Regions from separate parts of the Homo sapiens genome. Here region 2 is linked to region 1. The links are chromatin loops, found by intact Hi-C in ENCODE. Cell type or tissue: ascending aorta. All regions are shown on one strand.

What was found. Hi-C counts contacts between places; a loop is a spot of excess contacts. Peaks named below come from ENCODE experiments on the same cell type or tissue, not always from the same donor. Only the 100,000 strongest peaks of a DNase experiment are listed, where the experiment ranks them.
Region 2: a loop joins it to region 1, with 1.8 times the contacts of the local background. A loop is called at or near these places in 1 of 110 quality-filtered maps.

What each region holds. Positions count from the first base shown.
Region 1 is chr17:69,899,466-69,901,965 of GRCh38, reverse strand. All of the region lies in intron 4 of LINC01483 (long intergenic non-protein coding RNA 1483), which reads right to left. Among named protein-coding and RNA genes, the nearest start is that of LINC01497, 61 kb to the left of the region's middle. In ascending aorta, no CTCF peak of the experiment used is centred here; a DNase peak (open chromatin) is centred at 995.
Region 2 is chr17:69,773,716-69,776,215 of GRCh38, reverse strand. The region is part of intron 3 of LINC01483 (long intergenic non-protein coding RNA 1483); the gene reads right to left. Among named protein-coding and RNA genes, the nearest start is that of LINC01483, 180 kb to the right of the region's middle. In ascending aorta, no CTCF peak of the experiment used is centred here; no DNase peak of the experiment used is centred here.

The DNA of each region.
Region 1 (2,500 bases):
AGGAAGCAAGAACCTTCTTCACATGATGGCAGGAAAGAGAAGAGTGAGTAAGAGCAGGGAAAACTGCCTTATAAAACCATCAGCTATTGTGAGAACTCACTCACTATCATGAGAACCACATGGGGAGAACTGCCCTCATGATCCCATCACCTCCCACCAGGTCCCTCCCTCGACACCTGGAGATTGCAATTCAAGATGAGATTTGGGTGAGGACACAAAGCCTAACCATATCAGTCATGTATGAGCAAGTAGGCCCTCACTAGATATTGAGTCTGCTCGTGCCTTGATCTGGACTTCCCAGCCTCCAAATCTACGAGAAATAAATTTCTGTTGTGTATAAGCCTCTTTGTTGTGATATGTTTGCTGTAACAGCCCAAACGGACTAAGACATAGAGGATTTTTATACCCCTCCTTATTCTGCTCTGTCACTTCCCCTCAATACCTCCCCACACCCCAAAGGAGCCCTTTAGTTATGGGGCAAAGACTTTTATACGCTTTTGATATAAGCTGTAAGGTGACATTACAATGATACTAGCTGCCATTTTCAAGTGTGCCCACCAGAAATGAGAAAGAAGGAAAAATCTTCAGTGGTCTTATTTCTTCCATGAAATAAACCAAAATTGATTTTCCTAGGGAGTGAGGCATCTCCAGCAAGGCCAGCCTTTCTTGGGTCAGATGTCTGCAATTACAAATTGAAGTGCTCTTCCCTGGACTTCCAGAATCTTAGGGACTCAAAGGCTTCCACGGGAAAACTGCTTCTCCCCAGCAGATTCAAGGACTCAAAAGAGATGGAGCAAGGTCTCCTGAGTGAAGCCTGCCCAGCGGCTCTGTCCCAACATCTGAAGGAACAGGAAGCTTCTACACCCTTGGCATTGAAGAGCCTCTGAGCAGCGATATAGCCACATTTCCCATCCTTTGACCTAATCAGGGCTTTGATTTGCAGGCCGTGAGGGAGAGGCTGCTGTGTTGTTCCCACTGGGCTATTTTTGGGACCTGGCATCAGAGGGAAGGACAGAGTTAGCAATCGGTACTCCTGGGCAGTGCTGAGCAGGACCTCTGCGTAAGCCCCGTAGTAAACTTAGGTCATTTCCTCTTACAAATCTCCAGAGTTAAACAGCACCAGAAACTCTGAACGAGGGTCAGATATGGAGGAAGCCGAAGGCTTCATTTTTATCAAGAAATCTTTTTTTTTCTCTCTACTTGCTTTCATCTCAAATTATCAGAAATAAAATTTGTAAAATAAAAGAACTTGCGGCCGGGCGTGGTGGCTCACCCCTGTAATCCCAGCACTTTGGGAGGCCGAAGCGGGCACACTATCTGAGGTCGGGAGTTCAAGACCAGCCTAACCAACATGGAAACCCCGTCTCTATCAAAAATACAAAAAAATTAGCTGGGCGTGGTAGTGAATGCCTATAATCCCAGCTAGTTGGGACCCTGAGGCAGGAGAATTGCTTGAACCCCGGAGGTGGAGGTTGCAGTGAGCCGAGATCATGCCATTGCACTCCAGCCTGGGCAACAAGAGCAAAACTCTATCTCAAAATAAATAAATTAATAAATAAGTAAAATAAAAGAACTTTCATGTTTTGGGAGAGCATAGAATGGAGACCAAATTAATACACAAAAGGACGAAACCTTGGGTTGGCAGGGAGGCAACAAAACCACTGAAACACTCATTGAGTTTCACTAACTCTTTCATTTTTTACCCAGGTATTAGCAGTTTGTTTCTAATCTAGGAAAAATAGGCTAAACTCGGCAAAAGGTGGTTCTACCTTCCTTCCACACTATGGGCAACAGTCCTAATGATGAGGGAGGTTACTAAGAAAGGAGACATCCTGAGTTGTCCTATGATACCCCTCAGAAGAGTCATCAGAGACACCACAGACTGCCCGTCATCAGGGCTGCCTTCATCAGTGTACATGCTGGACAGTCACACAGGAAGGATCTGGAAATCAGAAGGGCTCCGTGCTTGGTTTCCTGCTCTGCCATCACATCTTGAAACCCTTTATTATGTTTGACCTGTCTTCTCTTGCCCTTCCTTTCTTTTTTTTTTTTTTTTTTTTTTTTAAGACAGTCTCACTGTGTCACCCAGGCTGGAGTGTGGTAGTGTGATCTCGGCTCACTGCAACCTCGGCCTCCTGGATTCAAGCCATTCTTGTGCCACAGCCTCCCAAGTAGCTGGGATCACAGGCGTATGCCACCACACCCAGCTAATTTTTGTAATTTTAGTAGAGATGGGGTTTCACCACATTGGCCAGGCTGGTCTTGAACTCCTGGCCTCAAGCGATCTGACAGCCTCAGCTCCCAAAGTGCTGGGATTACAGGTGTGAGCCACCATGCCTGGCCTGTCTTCTCTTGTTCTTCTAAAACAGTGTTTCTCAACCCTTTTTTCCCCCATTTTCACTCTTCCAACAAGGCTTCTTAGGCATTTTTTTAACTAATCAATCCTCCCATGAAATTGTAATATAAGTACACAGTATTTCTGTTTATATATTTTATGTTT
Region 2 (2,500 bases), 130 kb after region 1:
GTTTTTTACCATGAAATTTATAGTGTTTGTTGGCTTTTTTTTTTTTTGAGGGGGGGAGTTGTTTCTTTTCTACCATCTCAGATTAAGAATGCAAGAAAATAATGGTGATTAGTTTGTACAGGGATTTATTTTATGTTAATTCCTGGTTTTCCAAGTGTTTGATCAAATAAGAAAAAATGTGATAACTCCCCAGAATAAGAAATTATTGTGATATTATACTCCTGTGTACATAAGGATGTTCCATGCTACATATCAGAAAAGATGAATTTAACACTAAAAAGATGAAATGTTATGTGTAAGTCCTCACTTCTAATTAAAAGTACAAATTTCAAATATAAGAGCTGATATGAAATCAAATCTCCTTAGAGAAACTAATTAAGGCAGCACACCACCCCATTTCATTTCTCCAAAAATATGTTTAGTGCCCCCTCAATTACGATTTTCATTCATAAAAATAACAGATGAAGTAGGGAGTTGATACAGTTACCTAATTCATTTGGACTTCAAACTTACAGAACAGACAAGACCATGTAAAATTCCCATGAAATAGGGGCATGTCATCCATAACCCACAGAAGTGATAGCTTTCCATTCCCTACCACATGCATCATTTTTGCTATTCTCTTCCTTCCCGTATAGTCTTCTCCTAATCTCACCTTTCGGGCTAAGGAGTATAAATGGAAATTAGTGTATAATAATGGGAATAATCTCAGGAGTTCTATTTGTGTAAATGAACATGTGTGAGAATGTTTGGTTTTTGGCTATACAAAAGAGAAATGCAGATGGCACAGGAGAAAAAAAAGGACTATTTTTGGAAATGGCATTTTTTAAGTTTGAGGCACACAAAGTGTTCCATGGAATCCTTACAAAAATATGAGAGATTGAGAGATCAAGGTTTGGGAGAAAACCACCTGCCATCACAGACCTTTATTTCTTCTTGACAACTCATCAAAACAGAGGTGCTGAGGGAATGCAGGGGGAGCAGAGTTGGCAGTGTGAGGAAACAGACAAGGCAGAGGAAGAGAAGACATGATTGTGGTTATTTTGTGATCATTGTTGGTGCTGCTGCCCACCATTGAGTCTCACTCCAGTGGCAGGAGCACCCTGTATTTGCTTTAAGGGGAGTACACTCCCTTACTTTCAGCCTTCATGTTTGTGGTGGAGCTAATACCAGTTCTCAGCTCCAAGAGTGGAGAATGACGCCAGGTGAAGGCAATCAGTGCATTTCATCTCCCAGGCCACAAATTCAGATGTAAGCACCTACCCCAGGCTAGACCAACCAGAGCCCCAGGCTCCATTTGGAGATTCTACTTGAGCTTTTGAGGAAGTCAACTCTCCCTTCAAAATTTCCCAAAATATCATGTTGGGTAGTTGCCACCACCAAAGTGTGACAATAAAGACATCCTAGAGAAACTGATGCCGGCCTTTGAGCCTAATTCAAGTGATGCAATAAGGTACAGGCAGACCTCAGAGATATTGTAGGTCTGATTCCAGAATACTGCAACAAAGTGAATATTGCGATAAGGCACGTCACACAAATTTTTGGTTTCCCAGTGCACATAAAAGTTATGTTTACACTATACTGTAGTCTATTAAGTGTGGAATAATATTGTATGTAAAAGCACAGTGTACATATCTTAATAAAAATAATGCTAAAAAATGCTGATCATCATCTGAGCCTTGAGCAAGTCATAATATTTTTGCTGGTGGAGGGTCTTGCCTTGTTGATGGCTACCGATTGATCAGGGTGATGATGGCTGTGGCAATTTTTCTAAATAAAACAACATTGAAGTTTGCTGCATTGATTGACTCTACTTTGCATGAAAGATGTCTCTGTAGCATGCAATGCTATTTAATAGCACTTTACCCACAATAGAATTTCTTTCAAAATTGAAGTCAAACCTCTCAAATCCTGACACTGCTTTATCAACTAAGTTTATGGAATATCCTTTTCCATATTCCATATGCCATTTCAAGTACGTTCACAGCATCAGCAGCAGCAGTTTCCATCTCAGGAAATCACTTTCTTTGCTCATCCATAAAAGCAATTCTCCCACCATTCAAGTTACATCATGAGATTGCAGCATTTCAGTCACATCTTCAGGCTCCACATCTAATTCTAGTTCTCTTGCTATTTCCACCTCATCTGCAGTTACCTTGTACACTGGTCTTGAACCCTTGAAAGTCATCCATGAGGTTTGGAATCAACTTTTTCCAAACTCTGGTCAATATTGATATTTTGACCTCCTCCCACAAATCATAAATGTTCTTTTTTTATATAATTTCAACTTTTATTTTAGATTTAAGGGTAAATGTGCAGGTTTGTTACATGGATATATCACACAATACTGAGATTTAGGGTACTATTGATCTTGTCACTTAGGTACTGAGCAAACAGTCCAAAACAGTTTTCCAACCCTTGCCTCCCTCCCTTCTCCCCGTCTAGGTGTCCCCAGTTGCCATCCTTATGTCCACAAGTGTCCACTGTTTAGCTCCCACTC